Regions from separate parts of the Homo sapiens genome. Here region 2 is linked to region 1. A link is an interaction called in ENCODE POLR2A ChIA-PET data of the cell type or tissue named here. Cell type or tissue: GM12878. All regions are shown on one strand. Each heading gives the region's core, and the rest is flanking DNA. Links, peaks and the distances in the headings are about the cores only.

What was found. Peaks named below come from ENCODE experiments on the same cell type or tissue, not always from the same donor. Only the 100,000 strongest peaks of a DNase experiment are listed, where the experiment ranks them.
Region 2: POLR2A ChIA-PET joins it to region 1 with 6 read pairs; 7 of 35 experiments call an interaction of 5 or more read pairs at or near these places.

The regions. Positions count from the first base shown.
Region 1 is chr19:7,650,844-7,666,629 of GRCh38, reverse strand. It overlaps the pseudogene RPS27AP19. Among named protein-coding and RNA genes, the nearest start is that of RETN, 10 kb to the left of the region's middle. RefSeq lists an enhancer at 8,359-8,478. In GM12878, for the core only: no CTCF peak of the experiment used is centred there; a DNase peak (open chromatin) is centred at 8,059; H3K4me3 peaks cover 546 bases; H3K27ac peaks cover 949 bases.
Region 2 is chr19:7,597,009-7,610,225 of GRCh38, reverse strand. CAMSAP3 (calmodulin regulated spectrin associated protein family member 3) reads right to left here. Exons shown (of 17, transcript NM_020902.2): 2 at 4,747-5,000; 3 at 3,833-3,955; 4 at 3,655-3,750; 5 at 1,962-2,100. Among named protein-coding and RNA genes, the nearest start is that of CAMSAP3, 7.8 kb to the right of the region's middle. RefSeq lists enhancers at 4,489-4,783, 4,334-4,833, 4,834-5,335, 12,779-13,217. In GM12878, for the core only: no CTCF peak of the experiment used is centred there; no DNase peak of the experiment used is centred there.

The DNA of each region.
Region 1 (15,786 bases), core at 6,120-11,119:
TTGTATTTTTAGTAGAGACGGGGTTTCACCATGTTAGCCAGGATGGTCTCGATCTCCTGACCTTGTGATCCGCCCGTCTCGGCCTCCCAAAGTGCTGGGATTACAGGTGTAAGCCACTGCGCCTGGCCGTCTTTTGTTAATTCATACAGTTATTTGTCTTCTGGTTTGTTGAAGCAGTAAGTCAGACAACATTTGCCACAATAATGTCTGTCAAAGTGGCTTGCCATAAACACTGCAGCACCACATTCATCAGAAGGGCAACCTCGACGAAGGTGACTAATTTTGCCATTCTCATCCACCTTATAATATTTCAGGACAGCCAGCTTCACCTTCTTTCTCTTGTGCTTATTCGTCTTGCAGGTAAGACTTCTTCTTCTGGCCGGGCTCAGTGGCTCAGGCCTGTAATCCCAGCACTTTGGGAGGCCGAGGCAGGTGGATCACGAGGTCAGGAGTTCAAGACCAGCCTGGCCAACATGGTGAAATCCTGTCTCTACTAAAAATACAAAAATTAGCTGGGCGTGGTGGCACGTGCCTGTAATCCCAGCTACTCGGGAGGCTGAGGCAGGAGAATTGCTTGAACTGGGACCCGGGAGGCAGAGGTTGCAGTGAGCCGAGATTGCACCACTGCACTCCAGCCTGAGCTACAGAGCGAGACTCCATCTCAAAAAAAATAAAAAAAAGACTTCTTCCTTTCCTTAGCACCACCACGAATTCTCAATACAAGATGAAGAGGAGACTCCTTTTGAATGTTGTAGTCAGACAGAGTACGCCCATCTTCCAGTGCTTGTCTTTGCTGATCAGGAGGAATTCTTTCTTTACCCTGGATCTTGGCCTTTACATTTTCTACCATATCTGAGGGTTCAGCCTCGAGGGTGGTGGTCTTCCCTGTAAGGGTTTTCAGGAAAATCTACATTTTGGTGGCGGCTCCACCACAGATGGCGGATCTAAAAGGTTTTTGTTTTTTGTTTTTTTGAGACAGAGTTTCGCTCTTGTCACCCAGGCTGGAGTGCAAGTGGCACGATCTTGGCTCACTGCAACCTCTGACTCCTGGGTTTAAGTGATTATCCTGCCTCGGCCTCCGAGTAGCCAGGATTACAGGCATGTGCCACCACCACACCTGGCTAATTTTTTTTTCTTTTGTATTTTTAGTAGAGATGGGGTTTTGCCATGTTGGCCAGGCTGGTCTCAAACTCCTGATCTGGAGTGATCCGCCTGCCTCGGCCTCCCAAAGTCCTGGGATTACAGGTGTGAGCCACTGTGCCTGGCCTGCTTCTGCCTTTTGGCTATTGTGAATAATGCTGCTCTGAACATAGATGTGCAAATATCTGTTTGCAGCTCCTGCTTTCAATTCTTCTGGGCGTATGTCCAGGAGTAGTGCTGCCTGATCATATGGTAATTCTATGTTTAACTTTTTGAGGCACTGCCAATTTTCACATTTTTAAACCATAGGGAAAAAAAAGTTGTTTTTTTTTTAAAAAAGACACAGTCTGGCTCTGTTTTCCACGCTGGAGTGCAATGGTGCAATCATAGCTCACTGCAGCCTCAAACTCCTGGGCTCAAGCAATCCCCCCCTCATCAGCCTCTTGAGTAGGTGGGACTACGGCATGTGTCACCACACCTAACTAATTTTTTTAATTTTTTTGTAGAGGTGGGGTCTCACTCTATTGCCCAGGCTGGTCTCAAACTCCTGGCCTCAAAAGATCCTGCCACCTTAGCTTCCCAAAGCACTGAGATTACAGGCATGAGCCACTGTGCCTAGCCAAAAAATATTTGTAATGTTTAGTGAAAATAGAAATCATATAAAATTCAAATTCATATAATTTTCATAAAAAGTCCATAAAGAAAATTTTCTTAAAACATTGTCAGCTGGGTGCGGTGGCTCATGCCTGTAATCACAGCACTTTGGGAGGCTAAGGCGGGTGGATCACCTGAGGTCAGGAGTTCAAGACCAGCCTGGCCAATGTGGTGAAACCCCATCACTACTTACAATACAAAATTAGCCGGGTGTGGTGGCACGCGACTGTAATCCCAGCTACTTGAGAGGCCGAGGCAGGAGAATTGCTTGAACCCGGGAGGTGGAGGTTGCAGTGAGTCAAGATGGTGCCCTTGCACTCCAGCCTGGGCAACAAGAGCGAAACTCTGTCTCAAAAAAAAAAAAAATTGCCAAGCTCAGTGGCAGGCACCTGTCATCCTAGCTACTTGAGAGACCAAAGCAGGAGGATTGTTTGAGCCCAGGAGTTTGAGGGCAGCCTGAGCAACATAGTGAGATCCTGTCCCTACAAACACACACACACAGTTTGCTACCCCCTTTTTTTTGAGAGGGAGACTCGCTCTTGTCACCCAGGCTGGAGTGCAGTGGCACGACCTTGGCTCACCGCAACCTCTGCCTCCCGGGTTAAAGCGATTCTCCTGCCTCAGCCTCCCGAGTAGCTGGGATTATAGGCAGGTGCGCCACCATGTCCGGCTAATTTTTGTATTTTTAGTAGAGATGGGATTTCGCCATGTTAGCCAGGCTGGCTTCGATCTCCTGATCTCAAGTGATCCGCCCGCCTTGGCCTCCCAGAGTGCTGAGACTATAGGCATGAGCCACTGCACCTGGCCCCATTTTTTAATATATCATCAGTGACTGCTATCACATGTCCATGGCAGAGCTCAGCAGCTGTAGAGTGGTTGGACAGTAGGGCCCCCAAAGCTGAGAATGTTTACTATCTGACTCGTTACAGAAAACATTTTTTTGTACCCCTGGTATGTGGTGATGAGTGAGAATGAGACAACTGTCCATGGATTACAGCTACACCCAACCATGTGGCTGATTCTCACGAACATATGTTAGCATAGAAGCCAGACCCCAAAAAGAACATACCATACAAATCCATTTATTAAAAAAAAAGGGGGCCGGGCGCGGTGGCTCCTGCCTGTAATCCCAGCACTTTGGGAGGCCAAGGCAGGCGGATCACAAGGTCAGGAGATCAAGACCATCCTGGCTAACACGGTGAAACCCCATCTCTACTAAAAATCCAAAAAAATTAGCCGGGCGTGGTGGCAGGCACCTGCAGTCCCAGCTCCTCGGGAGGCTGAGGCAGGAGAACGGTGTGAACCCGGGAGGCGGAGCTTGCAGTGAGCCGAGATGGCGCCACTGCACTCCAGCCTGGGCGACAGAGCAAGACTCCGTCTCAAAAAAAAAAAAAAATACCTAAAAATACAAAAATTAGCCAGGTGTAGCGGCAGGTGCCTGTAATCCCAGCTACTCGGGATGCTGAGGGAGGAGAATCGCTTGAACCAAGAGGTGGAGGTTGCAGTGAGCTGAAATCATGCTACTGCACTCCAGCCTGGGCAACAGAGAGAGACTCCGTCTCACAATAATGATAATAATAATAAATGAAATACAAACAAAACTAATTTATGCTGTCGGAAATGACGATGGAAGAGTCCTGGGGAATCAGAGATAGTGGTGATAAAAGCATACCAGGAAGGCCCCTAGTGAGGGGGGAATTTTGTAAAAGTTTTCAGCTGTAACTCTCATTTGCACAATTTTCTCTATGTATTTATATTTCAATCAACATGATGCATGTGTATTAAAGCCCTGTGTAAATGCAACGGTGCACACAGGTTCAAAGCGCAGGCAATATTTATTGAGCAACTATTATGTTCCATATGCTGTGTTAAACACCATGCATACACTAAGAAGCAGAGGGATGCTGCCCTTGCCCGGGACGAGTTGGCCCTTGTCAGTCAGGGAAAGGCAGACACCAACAGAACAGCAATAAAAAGGCCGGGCAATGGGCCAGGCGCGGTGGCTCATGCTTGTAATCCCAGCCTTTTGGGAGGCCGAGGCGGGTGGATCACCTGAGGTCGGGAGTTCGAGACCAGCGTGACCAACATGGAGAAACCCCTTTTCTACTAAAAACACAAAATTAGCCAGGCGTGGTGGCACACCAGGTGGGTAGCTGTAATCCTAGTTACTCGGGAGGCTGAGGCAGGAGAATTGCTTGAACCCGGGAGGCGGAGGTTGTGGTGAGCCAAGGTTGTGCCATTGCTTTCCAGCCTGGGCAACAAAAAGCAAAACTCCATCTCAAAAAAAAAAAAAAAAGTCCGGGCGCCATGGCTCACACCTGTAATCCCAGTGCTTTAGGAGACCGAGGTGGGTGGATCACTTGAGCCCAGGAGTTCAAGACCAGCCTGGCCAACACAGTGAGACCCTCCCTCTGTACAAAACGTAAGAAAACATTAGGCAGGGATGGTGGTGGCTTCCTGTAGTCCCAGCTACTCAGGAGGCTGAGACAGAAGTACCGCTTGAGTCCAGGAGTTGGAGACTGCAGTGAGCTATGATCGCACCACTGCACTCCAGCCTGGACAACAGAGCAAGACCCCATCTCTAAAAAAAAGAAAACAAAAAAACAACAACAAAAAACACCAATAGAATGCTCAATCAGCCATCAGCCTCAAGGACCCTTCCATCTCCCAAGGAGAGGAACCCTTTTCCGTGAGAACCTCTGACCTAAAAATCAACCCCACATGGGGGAATCCAGAAAGTATTTTGGGGGGAGGAAAAGATGTTTGAAGGGAGGGTGGAGGATGCAGAAGGGTTAACCAGGAGAGGCAGTTAGGGAGGGCCTTCTGGGTGGAGGGAGAGGACTGCATGTTCCAAGGACCTGAGGCAGAATGGAGTGTGTGTATTTAGAGGAACTGAAAGCAAATTTGTGGGACAGGGGATCTAGAGGGGAAAAGTGAATTCCACAGGCTCCCTGTCTCTTCTGGTCCTAGCAGGAACTTTCAAGTCCGTTTTTGTCCAGATATTTCCCCATGCTCAAGTCCCAGCTCATCCTGCCTCCTTGAAGACATGACTTCTGTCTCTTCTTGAGCTACTCTTTGACACACCCTGGACAAAGGGTAGCTTGAAAAGAGACAGAAACCATGTTATTGCCAGGTGCAGTGGCTCACGCCTGTCATCCTTGTGCTTTGGGAGGCTGAGGCAGGAGGATCGCTTGAGGCCAGGAGCTTGAGACCAGCCTGGACAACATAACAAGACCCCATCTCTACAAAGATAAAAGGGAAAAAGCCGGGCGCAGTGGTTCACGCCTGTAATCCCAGCACTTTGGGAGGCCAAGGTGGGCAGATCACCTGAGGTCAGGAGTTCGAGACCAGCCTGGCCAACATGGCGAAACCCCGTCTCTACTAAAAATACAAAAATTAGATGGGCGTGGTGGCGGGCACCTGTAATCCCAGCTACTCGGGAGGCTGAGGCAGGAAAATCACTTGAACCCAGGAGGTGGAGGTTGCAGTGAGCTGAGATTGCACCACTGCACTCCAGCCTGGGCGACAGAGTGAGCCTTGGTCTCAATCAATCAATCAATCAATCAATGGAAAAAAATTAGCTGGGTGTGGTGGTCCATGCTGGTAGTCCCAGCTACTGAGGAGGCTGGGGTGTGAGGATCACTTGAGCCCAGGAAGGCTGAGACTGCAATGAGCTATGATGGCATCACTGCACTCCAGCCTGGACAACAAAGCAAGATCCCGTCTCAAAAAAAAAGAAGAAAAAGAAAAATCATTTTTTGAGAGCTCTGATTTTCAAACCCTTTGTTCTCAGAACTCTTCGGGTAAAACCTTTTGAACGACACAAAAGGAGTGGGCAGCTGTGATGACAGATTGAGGAGAAAGCAGGGTAGGCATGGAACCTCTAGGGTTCCCTAGGGACCCAGTTTGAAAACTCTTGGTTCAGTAGCAGGAAAAGGCAATATGCCCCTTAATTCTCTTCTAAAACATAAAATCCTTTAACTTCCTCTGATTTCTACCAGTAAAACTGAGCTCTACTGACCTCAATTTTGTACCAAATGCTATCTAATAAAATCCCAGAAACAGTGATTTTTGAAAAATCCATTTTGTTGATGTGTAATTTACATACAGTAGAATGTGCCTATCTTATGTGTTTGGTTTCATGCATTGTTTTTCTTTTTCAACTTTTTAAATTTTTTTTTTTTTTTGAGACAGGGTCTCACTCTGTTGCCCAGGTTGGCGTGCAGTGGCACAATCTCGGCTCACTGCAACCTTCGCCTCTCGGGTTCAAGCAATTCTCCTGCCTCAGCCTCCTGAGTAGGTGGGACCACAGGCACGCGCCACTACACCCAGCTAATTTTTGTATTTTTAGTAGAGACAGGGTTTCTCCATGTTGGCCAGGTTGGTCTCGAACTCTTGACCTCAAGTGATCCACCCACTTCGGCCTCCCAAAGTGCTGGGACCACAGGCACACACCACCACGCCCAACTAATTTTTGTATTTTTCATAGAGATGGGGTTTCACCATGTTGCCCAGGCTGGTCTCAAACTCCTGGCCTCAAGTGATCTGCCTGCCTTGGCCTCCCAAAGTGCTGGAATTACAGGCATAAGCCACCATGGCCAGCCCTCTTTATCAACTTTTATTTATTTTTTCATTTTTTTGAGACGGAGTCTCGCTCTGTTGCCCAAACTGGAGTGCAGCGGTGCGACCTCAGCTCACTGCAACCTCCGCCTCCCGGGTTCAAGCGATTCTCCTGCATCAGCCTCCCAAGTAGCTGGGATTACAGGTGCCCGCCACCACGCCCATCTAATTTTTGTATTTTTAGTGGAGACGGGGTTTCACCATGTTGCCCAGGCTGGTCTCGAACTCCTGGCCTCAAAGCGACCTGCCCGCCTTGGCCTCCCAAAGTGCTGGGATTACAGTTGTGAGCCGCCGCGCCCGGGACCCTCTTTATCAACTTTTATTTTAGATTCAGGGGATACCTGTGCCAGTCTCCTACCTGAGTATATTGCATGATGCTGAGGTTTGGGGTATGAGCGACTCTGTCACCCAGATGGTGAGCACAGCACTCAACAGTTAGATTTTCAACCCTCATGCCCCTTTTCCTCACCCCTCCCTGGCAATCCCCACTGTTCATTATTGCCACCTTTATGTCCATGAGTACCTGAAGTTTAGATCCCACTTATAAGTGAGAACAGGCAGTCTTTGGTCTGCTGTTACTGAGTTTGATGCATTTTGACAAATGTGTCTACCTGCCTGCTGCACGTTTTGGTTTTCCCAAGAATTATTTTCTAAAAATCAGTTTTTATTAAGGTGGCATTTATATACACTAAAATTCTGCACACGATCTTGTAACCATCACCACCAAATACGTATTTATTTATTTATTATTATTTTTTAGAGATGGCGTCTCACTCTGTCTCGATCTCCCACGCCGGGGTGCAGTGGTGCCATCAGAGCTCACTGCATCCTCCAACTCCTGGGCTCAAGCGATCCTCCTGCCTCAGCCTCCTGAGTAGCTAGGACTACAGGCACCCACCACCACCCACAGTTAATTGAAAAAATTGATTCTTCTTTGTAGAGACAGGGTCTCATATGTTGCCAGGATCCTTGGTCTTTGACCTCCCAAAGTGCAGAGATTACAGGCATGCACCACTAATGCCGGGCCAAATACTTGTAATTTAAATTATCGCTGGGCTGGGCACGGTGGCTCACGCCTGTAACCCAGCACTTTGGGAGGCCGAGGGGGGAAGTTCACCTGAGGTCAGGAGTTCCAGACCAGCCTGGCCAACATGCTGAAACCCTGTCTCAACTAAAAATACAAAAATCAGCCGGACATTGTGGCAGACGCCTGTAATCCCAGCTAATCGGGAGGCTAAGACAGGAGAATCGCTTGAACCCGGGAGGCAGAGGTTGCAGTGAGCCGAGATCGCACCATTGTGCTCCAACCTGGGCAACAAGAGCGAAACTCCATCTCAAAAAATAATAATAAAATAAATTATAGTTGGAAAAAAGGGGTTTCCTAAAGACCCAAGGGAAATGGCCTCTTTGTTCCTGAAGCCACAGAGAGGATTTTTCTGCTCCCCACAACTAGTTTTCCTTGTGAAAATTCATAATTGCTACCAGCTTGTTCTCCTCTCTGTCACTATACATCTGTCCTTGAAGCCTTATTTGAACAAAGAGTTCTGGTATCACTCGGATGCCTAGAAACTGTTGCCGTTCTGTGAAACCGACCACCAGAGGAAACCCATGCTTCTCATTGGCTGCCTTACTAAGATGGTGACTTGTTGCCCTGGTGACAAGTTGCAATGACAGGTGGCTCTGCCAAATCAGAACACAGTGATACTTGCTTCCCCTCCCGGGTGAAGGATGGAAAATAAAAGTAAAAGCCTTGGCGGCTGTCAGGCTTCTTTACCAAAGAGCTGGAGAGCACTCCTTGGCCCCATTTATGCAAACACTTCCCATCTACAGATGATCCAGCTTCGGAGTGGGAGTCTAAGCAGCTGCCAGGACCACCGCTTGGCAGAGGACAGGCTGGGGGCTCTGGCATGACCTGCTGGGGCCAGGCTGTGACTTGGAGCAAGAGGTAGCAAGAACCTCGAGGCAGTGAACATCAAAAGAGAGATTTCCGGGGCTAAACACCCTAGGTTTTTCCTTCCTCCTGAACCCTAACCCTAACCCTCTCGGCTCACTGCAACCTCCACCTCCCGAGTGCAAGCAATTCTCATGCCTCAGCCTCCCGAGTAGCTGGGATCACAGGCGTGCGCCACCACGCCCGGCTAACTTTGTATTTTTATTAGAGACGGGGGTTTCTCCACGTTGGTCAGGCTGGTGTCAAACTCTCGAACTCAGGTGATCTGCCCGCCTTGGCCTCCAAAAGTGCTGGGATTACAGGCGTGCGCCACCGTGCCCAGCTTATTTTTGTATTTTTAGTAGAGGTGGGGTTTCACCCTGTTGGCCAGGCTGGTCTTGAACTCCTGAACTCAAGTGATCTGCCTGCCTCAGCCTGCCAAAATGCTGGGGTTACAGGCGCCAGGCCAAGTATCTTATTTTAAAAGGTTACAAAGAATATAGATGTGGATAAAATAAAAGTTTCTTTGCATTACCACTTTCCTGCAAGAAATGAGGGGGAGGGGCTTATGAAACAACTCACACCCCCCCAATTGAGGAACTGTAGATGAAAGGGAAGGTGCTGACAGGCCCGTCTGGCCACGGTTTCCTGGAATAAAACTGAGCCACACACCTCCACAAATCCCCAGCCTCCGGCAAGTACCCCAGAAGTACTCACACTCCACCACCTTCTGTGATCGCAACAGCCCTACGCAACATTACAGAGGGCAAAACCCACGCTGGGGAAGGCGGGGCTACTGTCAAAAGGTCACCAGGGCCAGGCACAGTGGCTCACGCCTATAATCCCAGCTCCTTGGGAGACCAAGGCAGGAGGATCCGTTGAGCTCAAGAGTTTGAGTTCAGCCTGGGCAACACAGGAAAACCCCCGTCTTTACAAAAACTTTTTAAAAATTAGCTGGGTGTGGTGGCATGCCCGTGTAATCCCAGCCACTACTTAGGAGGCCGAAGGGGGAGGATCTATTGCTTCAGCCCGGGAGTTTGTGGCTGCAGTGAGCTATGATTGCACCACTGCACTCCAGCCTAAGTGACAGACAGAGACTCTTAAAAAAAAAAAAAAAAGGGCAGGGCACGGTGGCTTATGTCTGTAATCCTAGCACTTTGGGAGGCCGAGGCGGGCAGATCATCTGGCGTCAGGAGTTCGAGGCCAACCTGGCCAATATGGTGAAACCCTGTCTCTACCAAAAGTACAAAACTTAGCTGGGTGTGATGGTGGGCACCTGTAATCCCAGCTACTCGGGAGGCTGAGGTGGGAGAATCGCTTGAATCTGGGAGGTGGAGTTTGCAGTGAGCCAAGATTGCGCCACTGCACTCCAGCCTGGGTGACAGAATGAGACTCTGTCTCAAAAAAAAAAAAAAAAAGTGGGGCACCTATATTCCCAGCACTTTGGGAAGCTGAGGCAGGAGGATGGCTTGAGGCCAAAAATTCAAAACCCGGCCTGGGCAACATAGCAAGACCCCATCTCTATGAAAAAAAAAAAAAAAAAGTCACCAGGCCAGCTAGCCTAGATTTCAGAGCCAGAATTTGTCTGATGCCATTGTCTTTACTTTTTCTTTTTCTTTTTTTTTTTTTTGAGACAGAGTCTCACTCTGTCACCCAAGCTGCAGGGCAGTGGGACAATCTCAGCTCACTGCAACCTCTGCCTCCCAGGCTCAAGCGATTCTCCTGCCTCAGCCTCCTGAGTAGCTGGGATTACAGACATCCACCACCATTTCCAGCTAATTTTTGTATTTTTAGTAGAGGTGAGGTTTCACCTTTTTGGTCAGGCTGGTCTCCAACTCCCAAGCTCAGGTGATCTGCCCACCTCAGCCTCCCAAAGTGCTGGGATTACAGTTGCGAGCCACCACGCCTGGACTGCTCTTCATTCTTTTTTCAGAACTTTCCCAGCTGCCAACAGAGACAGAAACTGAATCATCTCAGAAGTGAATGAAGGAGGCTGAGGGCGGGTGGACTGCTTGATTAGGAGTTCGAGATTTGCCTAGGCAACATGGAAAAAGCCTGTCTCTGCTAAAAATACAAAAATTAGCCGGGCGTGGTGGCACATGCCTGTAATGCCAGCTGCTTGGGAGGCTGAGGCAGGAGAATCACTTGAACCCGGGAGGCAGAGGCTGCAGCGAGCCGAGATCGCGCCACTGCACTCCAGCCTAGGTAACAGGGCGAGACTCCGCCTCAAAAAAAAAAGAAGGGAATGAAGGACACCCAAAATGGAGCCTCTGTCTGCCAGGGCTTTGCTATCCTGGCCTGCCTATCCCAGCCCTGGACACCTCATCTCTGATCCCACCAGAGCGGAACCTTCCCATTCGCAGGGCCATTTCCTTACCCAGAAACCTTTTCACAATGTTCTTGGCAGCAGCTGTTGGTCAACTGTGTTTTAAGGTTTTTGAGCAACTTTACAGAAAATAAAAGGGAAGCTACCCTCAATGTCTGGGTCTCCCCCTGGGTGGCCTCTCTTTGTCACCTTACTCATTTCCACGAGATTTCCTTGCTTCGTTGAGTTACATCACCTCCTTTTCCTGTCTGGGTCCAGGACGCCTCCTCTGCAGGTCTCCAGCACTGATTCCTTTGTCCCCGATTTCTCTGCTAGGGTCGCTGGCTTCACCATCCCACCACCACTGCTGCTGGCCCAGCCCGCAGCTTTAATTTCTCTGGACCCTCACGTTTTTGTTATTTGTGTTTTTTTTGGAGATGAGGTCTTGCTCTGTCACCCAGGCTGGAGTGCAGTGGTGCAATCACAGCTCACTGTAGCCTCCACCTCCCAGACTCAAGTGATCTTCCTGCCTCAGCCTCCCAAGTAGCTGGGTGTGTGCCACCAGGTGCAGCTACATTTTTTGTAGAGGCAGGGGTCTTGCTATATTGCCCAGGCTGGTCTCAAACTCCCAGCTTTAGATGATCCTTTCACCTCGGCCTCCCAGAGTGCTGGGATTACCAGCATGAGCCACTGCACCCGTCCTCTCATGTATTTTTTATTAATCGATTTATCTATTTACTTATTTTGAGACAGAGTCTTGCTGTACCACCCAGGCTGGAGTGCAGTGGCATGATCTCGGCCCACTGCAACCTCCACTCCCTGGGTTCAAGTGATTCTCCTGCCTCAGCCTCCCGAGTAGCTGGGATTACAGGTGCCCGCCACCATGCCTGGCTAATTTTTGTATTTTTAGTAGTGACGAGGTTTCACCGTGTTGGCCAGGCTGGTCTCGAATTCCTGACCTCAGGTGATCCACCCAACTCGGCCTCCCAAAGTGCTGGGATTACAGGCGTGAGCCACCGCACTCGGCCTCCCTCATGTATTTTTAAGCGGAACAGGTTCAAGATCACAAATGTTTTCCTCTCACTCTTTCAATGAGTTTCTATTCTAGAATCTCCTGCACGCCACAGGAAGGAGAACTCTCACCCTGTAATGCACATAAATACATGAGATCACCATTGTTCTCACCCAGTAATCAGAATCGTTAGTGATAATTAGTAATAAATTTATTTTTACTATATCTAATAAATTAGATAGTAATTACTATGGCAGCCAATCGTTCCTGGGTGCTCCCTAGATGCTTCCAAGGGAGCCACACGTGACCCTCAGGGCTGTGCCCATTCCAGGCTCTTCTGCTGAGCTCATGTAACCGCTTGCCTCAAGGCATTCCACAAATAATACATAAGTCAATGTATCACGTTGTCACTTTCTGTACAAACCAGCTAGTTCCGGAGGGAAGCAGAAAGCCTTTTTCAGAAGAACCACAGCTAATTCCAGTAGCAGGAATGATAAAGTTGGACATAATCCTCAAGAGAGTAATGAATCAAAAATGGATGGCGGGCCAGGCACGGTGGCTGATGCCTGTAATCCCAGCACTTTAGGAGGATGAGGCAGGTGAATCATTTGAGGTCAGGAGTTCAAGACCAGCTTGGCCACCATGGTGAGACCCCGTCTCTACTAAAAATACAAAAATTAGCCTGGCATGGTGGCTCATGCTTGTAGTCCCAGCTTCTTGGGAGGCTGAGGCAGGAGAATTGATTGAACCCTGGAGGTGGAGATTGCAGTGAGCCAAGATTGCATCACTGCACTCCAGCCTGGGCAACAAGAGCGAAACTCTATCTCAAAAACAAACAAACAAACAATAACAACAACAAAATTGATGGCTGCTAATGACTTTTTTTCTTTTCTTTCCTTTTTTATTTTTATTTTTTATGAGACAGGGTCTCACTCTATCGCCCAAACTGGAGTGCAGTGCCGAGATCATAACTCAGTGCAGCCTCAACCTCTTGGACTCAAGTGATCTTCCCACCTCAGCCTCCCATGTAGCTGGGACTACAAGCAATTGCTGCCACATCTGGCTAATTATTTTATTTTGTTGTATTTTATTTATTTATTTTTTGAGACAGAGTCTTACTCTGTCACCCAGGCTGGAGTGCAATGGCATGATCTCAGCTCACTGCAACCTCCGCCTCCTGGATTCAAGTTATTCTCCTACCTCAGCTTCCTGAGTAGCTGGGATAACAGGTGTGCACCACCACGCCTGGTTAATTTTTGGTTTTTTGGTAGAGACGGGGTTTCATCATGTTGGCCAGGCTGGTCTTGAACTCCTGACCTCAAGTGATCCGCCCATCTCAGCCTCCCAAAGTGCTGGGATTACAGGTATGAGCCACCGTGCCCGGTCTTTATTTTATTTTTAGTAGAGACAGGGTTTTGCTATGTTGCCCAGGCTGGTCTCAAACTCCTGGGCCTAAGTGATCCTCCTGCCTTGGCCTCCCAAAGTGCTGGGAACTACAGGCGTGAGCCACTGGGCCCAGCTCCTGTTAACATCTTTATGTGGAGAGTTACTGGGGACCAGGGACATTCCCCAAACCCACCCATCAATCGTAGTGACATGACGTTATGGACCCCCTGATGTGATGTACCAGGAAGTACCCGGCCCTACCAGCATGATATTATTCTGGCTGCAACTGACCCTTATTCCAATAGAGCATGTGGTTCTAAGCCATTTATAGGGTAAACATTGGGGCAGGGATGGGGAGAGAGGAAGCAACCTGCCAAATCCAGAATGAGGATCATTCCTCGGTACCAGAAGAGAACCAGAAAGAAAGCACCCTAAGTGGGGATACCACAAGGAAGTAAAGCAGGGGCCTCTCCCAGCTGGGGAAGGGAAGGAGGAAGGAGTACAATAGCTTGCAAGGCACAGCATTGCGGATGATGGGAATAGCAGGTGCAAAGGTTCTGGGGCAGGGACAGTGTGGTGTGTTTGAAGAACAGCAGCCAGGTTCACCATGAGATGGGAAATGGACTTGGGGGAAGGGATCTCAAAGGATAATTTTTTTTTTTTTTTTGAGACAGGGTTTCGCTCTTGTTGCCCAGGCTGGAGTGCAGTGGCATGATGGCTCACTGCAACCTCTGCCTTCCGGTTTCAAGCGATTCTCCTGCCTCAGCCTCCCGAGTAGCTGGGATTACAGGCGCCCACCACCACGCCCGGCTAATTTTTGTATTTTTAGTAGAGACAGGGTTTCACCATGTTGGCTAGACTGGTCTTGAACTCCTGACCTCGTGATCCGCCCGCCTCGGCCTCCCAAAGTGCTGGGATTACAGACGTGAGCCACCGCGCCCGGCCCCCCAACTTTTTTTTTGTTTTTAACACAACTTCTCGCTTTCTCACCCAGGCTGGAGGGCAGAGGCACAATCATAGCTCACTGCAGCCTCGAACTCCTAGGCTCCAGCGATCCTCACAGGAGGGTTTTGAGGATCTGCATAAAGCGTGCAGAGGGAGCTTGACTTCGTGCTCGTTAGGACCCGATATTGTCAGCTGCCGCCGCCCACAGGGACACATAAATATTTGTAGACTCAATATTTGCCTTTAGTGTGAAGACATTGCATCACCTGGGTATAAGTAAGGAGCAGAGGCAGAGGCGGTTTAAGCAACAGACTTTTGTCTCCGCTGAGAACCACGGAATAACCCCTGACCTACTTCCCCGTCGTGTCTAATTCGGGTCACCTCATCTCCAGTTACAGACGCGGAAGATCAAAGAAACCGGGAAATTGCGCCGCAGCGCCCCCTGGCGTTCGCAGCGCGTGCCTACACAAGCCACTCCCGGCGCAAAACTGCGGCTTCCCAGGAAATTGAGTTTAAATGTTTTTTTTTCTTTTTTCTTAATCTAGAAAAGATCATTTATTGTATCAAGTAACTACCCAGTTAGGCGTGAATACATTTTAAAATTTTTATTAAAACGAGTATTGGCCGGGCGCGGTGGCTCACTCCTGTAATCCCAGCACTTTGGGAGGCCAAGGCAGGTGGATCACGGCGTCAGGAGTTCGAGACCATCCCGGCCAACATGGTGAAACCCCGTCTCTACTAAAAATACAAAAATTAGCTGGGCGTGGTGGCACGCACCTGTAGTCCCAGCTACTCGGGAGGCTGAGACAGAAGAATCGGTTGAACCGGGGAGGCGGAGGTTGCAGTGAGCTGAGATCATGCCACTGCACTCCAGCCTGGGCGACGGAGCGAGACTCCATCTCCAAAAAATAAATAAATAAATAAATATAATATAATATAAAATAAAATAAAAAGAGTATTGTAGAGATTGGCTGGGCACAGTGGCTCACACCTCTAATTCCTGCATTTTGGGAGGCTGAGGTGGGAGGTCTTCAGCCCAGGAGTTAGAGACCAGCCTGGCCAACATGGCAAAACCCCATCTCTACTAAAAGTACAAAAATTCGCTGGGCATGGTGTCGCACGTCTGTGATCCCAGCTTTTTGGGAGGCTGAGGCAGGAGAATCGCTTGAACCCAGGAGGCAGAGGTTACAGTGAATCGAGATCGCACCACTGCACTCCAGCCTGGGCAACAGAGTGAGACCTTGTCTCAAAAATACATATATTTAGGAATTTGCTATGTTGCCCAGGCTGGCCTCAAACTCCTGGCCTCAAGCAATCCTCCCACCTCGCCCTCCCAAAGTGCTGGGATTGCAGGCGTGAGCCACTGTGCCCGACCTTGAGCTTAAGTTTTAAACATTAAAACCACCTCCCTCCCACTCCCTGCACCTCCCGTAAGTTAAAACGCGTCCCTGCTGAGGCCCTGCAAAGGCATATCCAGGGCAGGCGGACCCCAGGGGTCCACAGCCGACCCACTTTCTTCCCCACACCTCATCCCCTTCACAACTCTCCTCATCCATCTCCCTGCCCTGGTGGGAGATTCCGATAAATCCTAATTGTGGAACTGCTGAATCAGAGGGGGCTGCATTTTCCTTAGCCCCCACCTGCAAATTGTGTGTGCAGTTTTTCTGGGATGAGTGTCCTTAGATTTCCCTGAATTCTCAAAAGGATCTGTGACCTCAAAATCAGGAGAGAGGCCGGGCACGGTGGCTCACGCCTGTCATCCCAGTACTTTGGGAGGCCGAGGTGGGCAGATCG
Region 2 (13,217 bases), core at 4,922-9,921, 55 kb after region 1:
CCACCTCAGCCTCCTGAGTAGCTGGGATTACAGGAGTGTGCCACAACACCAGGCTAATTTTTTGTGGTTTTAGTAGAGATGGGGTTTCACCGTGTTAGCCAGGATGGTCTCGATCTCCTGACTTCATGATCCGGCCGCCTCAGCCACCCAAAGTGCTGGGATTACAGGCGTGAGCCACTGTACCCGGCCGAGGTGAATTATATGATAGACCGTCCTTAGGCCGGGGGTCCTTAACCCCCGGGGCGTGGCCTGTCAGGAACTGAACCGTACAGCAGGTGAGCTGCAGTGAGTGTATTTACAGCCGCTCCCCGTCACTTGCAGGACCACCCGAACCCCGCTTCCGTCAGATCAGCGGCGGCATTCGATTCTTACAGGAGCGCGAACCCTATTGTGAACCTGGCGTGTGAGGGATCTAGGTTGCACCCTCCTTATGAAAATCGAATGCCTGATGATCTGTCACTGTCTCTCATCACCCCCAGCTGGGACCGTCTAGTTGCAGGAACAAGCTCAGGGCTCCCACTGGTTCCCCATGATGATGAGTTGTAGAATTATTTCATTCTATGTTACAACGTATTAGATATAAAGTACATAATAAAGATTAACGTGCTTGAATTATCCCAAGACCACCTCCCTGCCTCCATCTGTGGAAAAATTGTCTTCCACAAAACCGGTCCCTGGAGCCAAAAAGTTGGTGACTATTGCCTTAGGCCTTTGCATCTTTCTAGAACACTCTCCCCCAAGACCTCAGCTCAAAAAGCTTTTCCGGGCCAGGTGTGGTGGCTCACACCTGTAATCTTAGCACTTGGGGAGGCTGAGGTGGGAGGATGTTTGAGCCCAGGGATTCAAGACCAGCTTGGGCAACATAGCAAGACCCCATCTCTATTTTATACTTTTTTTTTTTTTTTTTTGAGATGGAGTCTCGCTCTGTTGCCCAGGCTAGAGTGCAATGGCATGGTCTTGACTCACTGCAACCTCCACTTCCTGGGTTCAAGCGATTCTCCTGCCTCAGCCTCCTGTGTAGCTGGGATTACAGGCGCCCGCCACCGCACCCGGCTAATTTCTGTATTTTTAGTAGAGACGGTTTCACCATCCTGGCCAGGCTGGTCTTGAACTCGTGACCTCGTGATCCACCCGCCTCGGCCTCCCAAACTGCTGGGATTACAGGCGTGAGCCACCACACCCAGCCCTATAATTTTTTTTTTAATAAAAAAGAAAAAAGAGTTTTTTTAAAAAAAGCTTTTTCTGACCACCCATTGCCTTTAGGACTACCCAGTATGCAAAAAGTACTTCTGGGCCGGGTGCAGTGGTTCACACTTGCAATCCCAGCACTTAGGGAGGCCAAGGTAGGCAGATCACTTGAGGTCAGGAATTCGACACCAGCCTGGCCAACACGGTGAAACCCGTCTCTACTAAAAATACAAAAATTAGCCAGGCGTGGTGGCGTGTGGCTGTAGTCCCAGCTACTCAGGAGGCTGAGGCAGGAGAATGGCTTGAACCTGGGAGGTGGAGGTTGCAGTGAGCCGAGATCATGCCATTACACTCCAGCCTGGGCAACAGAGCAAGACTCCCGTCTCAAAAAAAAAAAAAAAAAAGTACTTTTGGATAAACTTAGTATCTTTCTCTCCCAGCTAGAGCCGTCTGTGAAGTGGGGAGTGTGTCTCTATTCTGGCTGGATCCCCAGTGCCTAAAACAAGGTCTGGCACACAGTCCACACTCCATACGTTTCATCTGCTGCAGGAATGAACTCCTGGAAGCACAGAGAGGTTTATATACTTGTGTGAGGTCACAAAGCTCATTGGGGAAGAGAGAGACACAAACTCAGGCCTGCCAGTTCCGGAAGCTGCCCTCATGACCACTGCATCGTTGCTGGTCTCGCGGACCTGGGGATGGAGGGTCTAGGGGCTGGGACTTAGGATGCCCAGCTCCCCGGCACAAGATCTGTTCCACATCCATTTACTCACCCTCAAGTCGAAGCAGCTGGGGACAATAGCAGTGGATGGTGGCGGCCAGCGCGGCCCCACTGGCCAGGTCCTGGAGGCTGGTCACCGTCGGGAAGCAGGGGGCACGTCGCGCCACCACACGGTCCTTGCGGTATCGGATCTGCAGATGGGAGCCAGGTCAGGTGAGTGGCCAGGCTGGCCCCCAGGGTCAGCGGTCATGCAGGCTGGGCAGGGAGGCCTGGGGTTTCCGCCATGAGGGGGCGGGAAGCTGGGGGTCCCAGAGACAGAGTTGGGGGGCCAGCCTGGAGCAGGGGAGGGGCAGCAGCAAGAGGCAGAGGAGATGTCTTCGAGCAGCCAGGCCAGCAGCGGGGGCTGGGGACAGGGACTCCTGGGACCCCGGGGCGGGGGATACATTACCATGGGGGGTTTGCTCCCCGACTCCTTCAAACAGAAGGCAATTGCGTGCTGGGGGGAGAGGAGCAGCCATCAGCAAGGGGGAGGGGTGCTGACCTGCTGGGCCCCCAAGCCCACCTTGGGGGGGAGGGGGTAGCCCTGACCCTGGTCCTGAGCCCCGGCCGTCCAGCTCCCTGACTGCTCTGGCCGGCTTCGCGAACCCCAGCTCCTCCCAGCCCCAAGGGACCCCACAGAGTAGGAACCCCCTCTTATGCGGGGAATCCTCCTCCCACAAAAGACCCAGGCCCCCAGCTTGGGGAGAGGATGCAGAGGAAGCGGGTAGGCAGGAAGGGAACCTCCCAACCCAGGCCCCAGGGTGGGGGAAGGAGTGAGCAAAGGTGGGGACGCCAGCCAGCCCAAAACCTCCCCCACTTCCTCCTTGTTTATCTACTATGGGAGTAATTTATATGAAGCACAGAGAGGTTTAGATACTTCTGCAAGGTCACACAGCTCATTCAGGGAAGAGAGAAATTTCAACTTCCAGCTTCAGGGATGGGCCTCCTCCTCCTTTTCAAAGCTGGGATTTTTCTCTAGGGAAGCTGGGGGTCTCAGTTAGGAAAGTTATTCTATCTTCTTCTGCATTGGAGGGTCTTCCCCTTGGCCAGAGGGTGCCCTGCCTGCTAGGGTCAGGATCCACGTTTGTGATGGGCTGCAGGTCCCCCCTTCAGAAATTTATGTGGTCTCCCCACCTCGGCTAAGGGGGACAGGTTCAGGGGGTCCCACCCTCTTCATTAATGGGAACGGGGAGGGCTTGCCCTTCTGAATAACGGGAGGGGAAGTTCGTCCCCACCCATCAGTTCGCTGGGGGAGGGGTCTGCCCTCTCAGTTAATGGCCGAGATTCTACCCTTCTCTTGGTTCACAGAGGGGTTCTCCCTGTCTCCCAGGACTGGGGTCCAACCTCCTTTGCTCACAGCTTGGGGAGGTATGAGAGGGCGCGCAGACAGGCAGGCAGAAACAGACATACAGACAGACAGAGCTACAAGCAGGGCAGGCAGACGGGGCGGACAGACAGCCCCACTTACAGGAACCAGCTTCCAGTACCAGCGCGTAGGGCACTGAGGCCAGAGAGGCAGAGAGGAGGGCAGCGGGTACCGGCACAGGGGACGGGCAGGGCACAGAGAGATTGAGAGAGGGGGGAAGAAAGAGAGAGTGTGTCACCTCTAGCCCCCTCCCCACTTCAGGAGTGTCCAGGAAGCACAGCCCTGCCCTCCCAGATCTCCGGTCCCCCATCCTTCTGACGGTTCTATGCCCTGGCCTCACCGAGGGCTGCGCCGGGGCCGCCCCGTCTGCAGGGGCTGCTGGAGAGGCTCGCTGGGCCGCTTCCTGCTCGGTCTTCTCCTGCAGCCGCCGGACGGTCTGGAGGGCAGGGAGGGGGTCAGTGGTCTGGCCACTGGACGATGCTGGTCCCCGAACCCACCCCAGGCCCAACCCCACCTACCGTGTCCACCCAGAAAAGCAGCTTGTGCTCCAAGCTGGTCAGGGCCAAGGGACCTGGCAGGGTCTTTGTCCACTCGAAGGCAAAGGCAGCCATGAGGGCATCAATGACAGCTAGGTGGGCTCCCTGTGGGGGCAAGCGCTAGAGGGTGAGACCTGAGAGCTGCAGGAGGCGCACCTCGGCCCCCAAGGGCCTGGGAAAAGGAAGAACCTGCAGATGGGAGGGACTTGACGGGGGGGGTGGGGCTTGAGGGGGCGGGGCCAGTGGTTCATGGGTGGGGCCTTAAGGGAAGGAACAAGAAATGGGGTCCCGGAAAAGCCACGCACGATGGGTGGGACTTTGAGGTCAGATGCTAGGCGTTAGGATAGGGTGGGCTGTGTACACAAATCCTCAAGGGCCAGAGTAGCGCCTTTTTGGGGAGCTGGGTTTGATGGGAGGGGCCAGGCTTGATGGGAAGAGCTTGAGGGGAGGAGCCAGGGCTGGGGGGAAGAGCTAGGCTTAATGAACAGAGCTTGAGGGGAGGAGCCTGGACTGGTGGGAGGAGCTAGGTTTGATGGACAGAGCTTAAGGGACAGAGCCAAGACTGATGATAGGAGGAGCTAGGTTTGATGGACATAGCTTAAGGGAAGGAGCCAAGACTGATAGGAGCTAGGCTTAATGGATAGCGCTTGAGGGGAGGAGCCAGACCTCGTGGGAGGAACTAGGCTTAATAGCGCTTGAGGGGAGGAGCCAGGCCTGGTGGGAGGAACCTGGGGGAGGAGCCAAGCCTGATGGGAGGAGCTAGGCTTAATCGACAAAGCTTGAAAGGAGCCAAGACTGATAGAGGGAACTTGGGAGGAGCCAGGACTGGCGGGAGGAGCTTGAGGGGAGGAGCTGAGCATGGTAGGCGTGGTCTAACAGGCAGTGGCGGGGCCTACCATGAGAATGGGCTGGTGCCTCAGGTCGGCCTCGCGCACCGGGCGCTCGGGCAAAGCAGGCACTGTGCCCCTCCGCGCCAGCAGGGCCAGCAGTGCAGAGGGGTTGGGGGGTGTTTCAAGCTGTGGCAGTGCCTGGCGCCAGGCTCTGCAGTAGAGCTCGGCTGAGAGCAGCAGCCGTGTCACCGGGGGCTTCACATGCTCCTGCGCGTACTGGTCGGTATAGAAGGGCTCCCACAGCTCCGGGGGCACGTGCTCTGTGGGGGCATAGAGGGGAAACACGGGGGTCAGGGTCACCAGATACAACACACACACACACACACACACACACACACCACATGGCCCGGATTAAGAGTGTGTCTGGACCAGGGAGGATGGCATTGGGAAAGGAGAAAGGGGATCTGGGCTGAGAGTGCAGATGTGCAGGAGTTTGCTGGAGGAAGGGGTGATGGCGTTGTAGGCAGAGGGGCCTGCAGATGCAAAGCCCAGCAGGTGGGAGAGAACACGGTGCCTCAGGGAGCTGATGGGCACTTAGAGTGGAAAGGAGGGGAGGCTACCCCCAATACCAGGCCAGCTGGACTGGCTCTTGTAGGTCCCAGGAAAGACAATAACATCGGCAATCCTAAGAGCCTTCCTGCTCTTGCCAATGTAGACTCACTGAGCCTTACATCAACGCTAGGAGGCAGCCAGGGCCCAATTGGCAACCCCCATGTTACAGAGGAGGAAACTGAGGCACAGAGAAGGAAAGTCCCTTGCCCCAGGCCAAATAACTCTTCAACACCAGGACTGGGGTTAGACCCAGCAAACTGGACGCCCTCTCTTAGCTTGCAGGCAGGGGGGGATGAGTGGGGGGCACACAGGCGAGCAGGGGAGGTGGGCACACCACAGGCACATCGAGGGAGTTGAGTGATGTAAACCTGGTGATTGAAGGGAGGAGGCAAGGGACAGAGAGGGAGGTAGCCAGGACCTTGCTGGGTCTGAGGGGGAAGAGGGAAGAGAGGGGTAATGACTGAGCTTGGGTGCAGGAGGAATGGGAGGTGAAGGGGTGAAATTGAATGTGAGGGGCTTTGAGGACATCCTTGAGGCAGATTATGTGAAAGGCTGGGGCTTAGAGAGATGGTGAGGTCACATCATAGAGACAGCCTGAGGTCCCTAAATAGGACAATGGGAAGAGGCGTGAGGAAGCCCCAGGTGGACAGTGGGCTGGGGGCAGAAATCCACGTAGGACCAAGAGTGGAGAGGAGAAGGCCAGGAAGGCTTGGCAGGGGTCGGGGAAGAGGTGACTGAAATCAACAGCAGGGAATCTGTCCAGCTCTTGTTCTAATCTGCACAGCTTTTGCGGTTTTTTGGAGATAAGAGTCTCTCTGTCGCCCAGGCTGGAGGGCAGTGGTGCAATCTTGGCTCACTGCAACCTCTGCCTCCCGGGCTCGAATGATTCTCCTGCCTCAGACTCCCAAGTAGCTGGGATTACAGGTGCGATGCTGCCATACCCGGCTAATTTTTGTATGTTGTAGAAACAGGGTTATCACCATTTTGGCCAGGCTGGTCTTGAACTCCTGACCTCAAGCGATCTGCTCACCTTGGCCTCCCAAAGTGCTGGGATTACAGGCGTGAGCCACCACGCCCAGCCTGCACAGCCTTCTCTGTTTGTTTGAGTTTTTGCTGGAGTGCAGTGGCACGATCATGGCTCACTGCAACCTGAACTCTGGGCTCAAGGGATCCTCCCTGCCTCAGCCTCCTGAGTAGCTGGGACCGCAGGCACGTGCCACCACACCCAGCCAATTTTTAAATTTTTTTATAAAGATGGAAGCCTCACCATGTTGCTCAGGCTGGTTTCGAATTTCCTGGCCTCAAGTGATCCACCTGCCTTGGCTTCCCAAAGTGCTGGGATTATAGGGGTAAGCCACTGTGCCCAGACTTGTTTTGTATATTGGGGTTCTGTGTGTGTGTTTGAAAGAACGGGGTGGGGGCCGGGTGCAGTGACTCATGCCTGTAATCCCAGCACTTTGGGAAAACAAGGTAGGCAGATCTTTTAAGGTCAGGAGTTCAAGACCAGCCTTGTCAACATGGTGAAACCCCATCTCTACTAAAAATACAAAAATGAGCTGGGCATGGTGGCACACGCCTATAATCCCAGCTACTCGGGAAGCCGAGGCCGGAGAATCGCTTAAATCTGGGAGGCAGAGGTTGCAGCCAGCTGAGATTGCGCCACTGCACTCCAGCCTGGGTGATAGAGCAAGCCTCTGTCTTAAAAAAAAAAAAAAGAAAGAAAGAAAAAAAAAGAAAAGAAAGAACAGGGTAAGGGGTTCTAGTGCTTCAGAACATATTTGAACGGGACTTCTCCACCTGTGAGGACCCAGGCACTCTTGGCTGCCTTCTGTCCCTCCCTGTCCTGGCTCCTTTCCCACCTTCTAAAACCACACTGGACCGTCCCACTTAACGCGCCACCCGCATGTAGACTTGGACCTTCTTTTTGCCCCTCTCATCTTGGCTCCTTGAAAGAAGAGGTATTTCAGGCTCACTTCCTCCCTGCCCTCCCAGCCCCCCTCCACCTCTCCCTCAATTTCCCTGAGCTCGATGCTGCCCTCATGGCTTCCGGTCTCCCCAAGGCCAGCAGGGACCTCCAAAGCATATCTGTGGGCCCGTATCTCGCCTGGGCTCTGTGCCCAGTGCCTCCTTCTTCCAGAAACCTTCCTCCCACAGGCGTCTCCTTGTAAATGGACATGCCCCACCCCCACCCCAGGCCACCCTACCCCGTGACGGCTTCCAGGGCCACCTGAAGACTGCAACAGCGGCTGCCACGGGCCCCACTGCACCCTGGGCATCTCCCACAATTCTCAACATCTCACCCACACCTCCCCTCCTCCCTGCCCCCAAGGCAGTGAGAAATCACCCTCCCTCCCTTTCTTTACGCCCTCACCCCACATTTAATGCGTCCTTGGCTTTCAACTTCCTGATATCTCCCAAATCCAAACCCTCCTCTCTACCTCCCCAGCCCCGGCCTTGGGCACGTCTTGCTCCCACCAGCAAAATCACACGTGTTTCTTTCCTACAGGACTTTTCAGGGCCTTTAAGATGAAAAACAAGAAACAAAAAACACCAAAACCTTAAGCTAGGGCTACACTGACATTTATCAGACACTTATTATACACCGATGTTCTTCCACCTTGGTTCATTGGTACTTGGGGCTGGAAAATTCTTTGTATTCAGGGGATGCTGTCCTGTCCTGTACACTGTGAGATGTTTAGCAAAATCTCTGGTCTGTATTTACTAGACGTCAGTAGTACATTCCTCCCAAGTAATGACAACCACAAATGTCCCCAGACACTGCCAAATGTCAATTAAGTGTCAAAATCATCACCAGTTGAGAACCACTGCCTTATACTATAAACTTATTCTATTTTTCTTTCCTTTTTTTTTTGAGACAATCTTGCTCTGTCACCCAGGCTGGAGTGCAGTGGTGCCATCTCGGCTCACTGCGACCTCTGCTTCCCAAGTTCAAGCTATTCTCCTGCTTCAGCCTCCCAAGTAGCTGGGACTACAGGCGTGCACCACCATGCCCGGCTACTTTTTGTATTTTTAGTAGAGATGGGGTTTCACCACGTTGACCAGGCTGGTCTCAAACCCTGACCTCAAGCAACCCACCCACCTTAGCCTCCCAAAGTGCTGGGATTACAGGCATGAGCCACCACACCTGGCCCCACTTTCTTTTTATTTTATTTATTCATTTATTTTATTTTATTTTATTTTATTTTATTTTATTTTATTTTAGAGATGGGGTCTCACTATGTTGCTCAGGCTGGTCTTGAACTCCTGAGTTCAAGGGACCCTCCCACCTCAGCCTCCTGAGTAGCTGGGACTACAGGCATGTGCTACCACACCTGGCTAAAATGTTTACTGAGCATTATTTACAGCAGAACACTGCTGTCTGATAGAAATACAATGTGCCCAGACTGGCCAACATGGTGAAACCCCACCTCTACTAAAAATACAAAAATTAGCTGGGCGTGGTGGCGCATGTCTGTAATCCCAGCTACTCAGGAGGCTGAGGCACGAGAATCACTTGAACCCAGGAGACGGAGGCTGTGGTGAGCCGAGATTGTGCCCCGGCACTCCAGCCTGGGCCACAGAGCAAGATGCTGTCTCAAAAAGAAAAAAAAAAGAAATATAATGCGTATAATGTGAGCCCAATGAGCCGTCAAGTTTCCTAGAAGCCACATTACATATGTAGAAACAATAAGAATTTAGTAATATATTTCATTGACCCAAGACATATCCCACTCTTATTTTAACATGTAATCAACATAAAAATATTATTCATAAGATATTTTACACTGGTTTTTGTTGTTTGTTTTTGGACCAAGTCTTTGGAACCCTGAGTATATTTTACATTTACAGCACATCTTGGTTCTGATCAACCACATTTCAAGTGACTCAGTAGCCACATCTGGCTGGTGGCCACCATATTGAATAGCACAGGTCTACAACATAGCTAGGATGGATGGATGGATGGATGGATAAATGGATGAATGGGTGGGTGAATGGATGGATGGATGGATAAATGGATGAATGGGTGGGTGGATGGATGGATGGATGGATAAATGGATGAATGGGTGGGTGGATGGATGGATGGATGAATGGGTAGGTGGATGGACAGATAGATGGATGGGTAGATGGGTGGGTGGGTGGATGGGTGGATAAGTGGATGGGTGGGTGGGTGGAAGGGTGGGAGGATGGGTGGGTGGGTGGATGGATGGGTGGATGGAAGGGTGGGTGGATGGGTGGGTGGATGGATGAGTGGGTGGGTGGATGGATGAGTGGATGAGTGGGTGGGTGGATGGATAAGTGGGTGGGTGGATGGATGAGTGGATGAGTGGGTGGGTTGGTGGATGGATGAGTGGGTGGGTGTGTGGGTGGATGGATGGGGGGTGGGTGGGTGGATGGATGGATGGGTAGACGAGTGGGTGGGTGGATGGGTGGATAGGTGGATGGGTGGGACGGTGGGAGGGTGGGTGGATGGATGAGGGGGTGGGTGGGTGGGTGGATGGATGGATGGGCGGGTGGATGGATGAGTCGGCGGGTGCATGGATGAGTGGGCGGGTGGACGGATGGGTGGATGGGTGGGTGGGTGGATGAGTGGGTGGGTGGGTGGATGAGTTGGTGGGTGGGTGCGAGGGTGGGAGAGTGGGTGGGTGGGTGGATGGATGAGTGGGTGGGTGGATGGGTGGATGGATGAGTGGGTGGGTGGGTGGGTGGAAGGATAGATGGGTGGGTGGGTGGATGGACGGACGGATGGGTAGATGGGTGGGTGGGTGGATGGGTGGGAGGGTGGGTGGGTGGATGGGTGGGAGGGTGGGTGGGTGGATGGCTGGGTGGGAGTGTGGGTAGGTGGATGGATGGGTGGGTGGATGGATGGATGGGCGGGTGGATGGATGAGTGGGCGGGTGGATGGATGAGTGGGCGGGTGGATGGATGAGTGGGCGGGTGGATGGATGGGTGGATGGGTGGGTGGGTGGATGAGTGGGTGGGTGGGTAGGTGGATGAGTTGGTGGGTGGGTGGATGGATGGATGGGTGGATGGGTGGGTGGATGGATGGGTGGATAGGTGGATGGGTGGGTGGGAGAGTGTGTGGGTGGGTAGGTGGGTGGGTGGATGGGTGGGTGGGTGGGTGGATGGATGGGCGGGTGGATGGATGGGCGGGTGGATGAGTGGGTGGATGGATGAGTGCGTGGTTGGATGGATGAGTGGGGTGGGTGGATGGATGAGTGTGTGGGTGGATGAGTGCGTGGGTGGATGGATGAGTGGGGTGGGTGGATGGATGAGTGGGGTGGGTGGGTGGGTGGATGGATGAGTGGGGTGGGTGGATGGATGAGTGCGGTGAGTAGGTGGGTGGGTGGATGGATGGATGGATGGATGGATGGATGGATGAATGAATGGGTGGGTGGAAGGATGGATGAGTGGGTGGATGGATGGGTGGATGGATGAGTGCGTGGGTGGATGGATGAGTGGGGTGGGTGGGTGGGTGGGTGGATGGATGAGTGCAGTGGGTAGGTGGGTGGATGGATGGATGGATGAATGAATGGGTGGATGGATGGGTGGATGGATGGATGAGTGGGTGGATGGATGGGTGGATGGATGAGTGCGTGGGTGGATGGATGAGTGGGGTGGGTGGATGGATGAGTGGGGTGGGTGGGTGGATGGATGAGTGCAGTGGGTAGGTGGGTGGGTGGATGGATGGATGAATGAATGGGTGGGTGGATGGATGGATGAGTGGGTAGATGGATGGGTGGATGGATGGATGGAAGGCTGATTGAGACAGGATCTCACTCTGTTGCCCAGGCTGGAGTGCAGTGGCGTGATCATAGCTGACTGTACCCTGGAACTCCTGGGCTCAGGCAATCCTCCTGCCTCAGCCTCCTGAGTAGCTGGGACTACAAGCCCATGCCACCACACCCAACCATTTATTTATACCATGACCTTCCCTGCATCCAGTCATTTAATCCTTACGACACTTATTATTATACCCCTTGTACAGATGAGAAAACCAAGGCCTGGAGAGCTGAGATAACTTGTCCAGGATAAAAATGTCCAACATGAACTTGAGTTTCCCTCACACATCACACATCTGTTCTGAAGGCATAAAGAACTGCATGGGGTGTTTTCCAAATGTGTTTAACATGGAACCCTTTGTTTTTTGAGACAGAGTCTCTCTCTTTCACCCAGGCTGGAGTGCAGTGGTGCAATCTCGGCTCACTGCAACCTCCGCCTCACAGGTTCAACAATTCTCCTGCCTCAGCCTCCCAAGTAGCTGGGACTACAGACGTGTGCCATCATTCCCGGCTAATTTTTGGATTTTTAGTAGAGACGGGGATTCATCGTGTTGGCCAGGCTTGGAACCCTTTCTTATCTAATCTCCAAGCTTGTGTTCTGCTTTTATTTCTGCACAGCCTTCTCACACCTGTGCCTTGGAGTTGCCAGAACTATCCCTTCCTCTGAGCCATCACTACTCCCACGGGGCCACTGCATACCTGATCTTGTCAGTTCCCAACACTGTCCGTGGCTCCCCAGTACCCTTGGATCCATAACCAGGGGCCTGAAGGGCCTTCCTCAGTCTGACCAGCCTCCCTTATCTCCCACCGCCACCCCGGGGACCTGCATCTTATTCTCTGAGAACTCCCTGCTGGTCCACACTCCGAGCCTTTGCCCACTGCCCACACATCTCTTCTCCGTGTCAAACTTCCATGCATCCTTCCAGACTCAAATCTTTCCACCTGTGGGATCTCTTCCCTCCCTGGAAGATTTCAAGAATTTCTTTCCCCAGGCCCCGCTGGCCAGCTTCCCTATGATCTGGTTTCCTGCCCATCCCCCTCTGCCCCATATCCATCCCCTGCCGTCTCCTCTACACCCTGAGCGCCCAGCCCAGCACCTGATAGGTATCATACCGTCAAGAGTCCCCAGAGCTCATGAATCTTGTAGAACTCTGCTCCCATTTCCTTCAGCCCTTCTCCTCTTTTTAGGGGAGTGGAACAGGGAACAGATTGAACTTGACCCTCACGGTAGAGGCAGCCACTGCCGTGTGTCACACAGCAGAGGGAGCTGGGTCAACAAGAACAGAACTGGGTGAGTCAGGGCACTGGGAGCTCACCAACACCCCTCATCAGAAGTTTGCTTTGCTGTCTTCAAAATGGGATAATTTCTACTCTGATTCCTGGCCAGGGGATAATGGATAACGTTAATATTATTCATCAAAATATACCACCGCCAATCACACCAGCAGCGAGCAACCGTTTCGCATGTATCACGCGCCCCGTGCCACGCGAAGAATTCTGTGGTCACTACAGCTTTTACGCCTCCCAGCAACCTTGCAAAGAGGTAACGGGGGGTCTCCATCACTGGAGCAGTGCCCTACACATAGCAAGTGCCCCTGCCCCACAAACATTCGCAAAACAGATAAGTCTGTGAATGAACGCCTTCTTTTATAGAAGGGGAAACAGAAGCTCAGATAATTGGGATAATTCGCATTCTGGTGCAGCTGGACTTCACATTCAATTCTGACACTCCACGTTGAGTTCTCTACAGCCTGGTAACCTTGGAAGTGAGGAGCTGGGGCTGTCCTGGCTGTCCAATGCCCAATCTCTTTCTTCCTCAAGCAAATATCTGCAGGGAGGTAGACCCCAGAGTGGGAAATGCATGCATGGAACGACGCAGACAGAGACTGTCTGGGAGAAAGAGGGACAGGCTGGGGCGGAACCAGGAGACGGACAGCTGTCACTGAGACCCACACCCAGAACAGGTTGATCTGGGAAGGCCAGGGAGAGGGGGGATGGGCTGTGCCAACACCAGTGGGCAGAACCAGTGGGAGAAAAGGATGTACCCCCACAGCTCCCCGCTGGAAAGCCCAGACCTTAATTAACCCCTGTCTTCTCTGGCCAGGCCCTGACTCCTAGCTCTGGCCTGGGGTTGTGAAGCTGCCC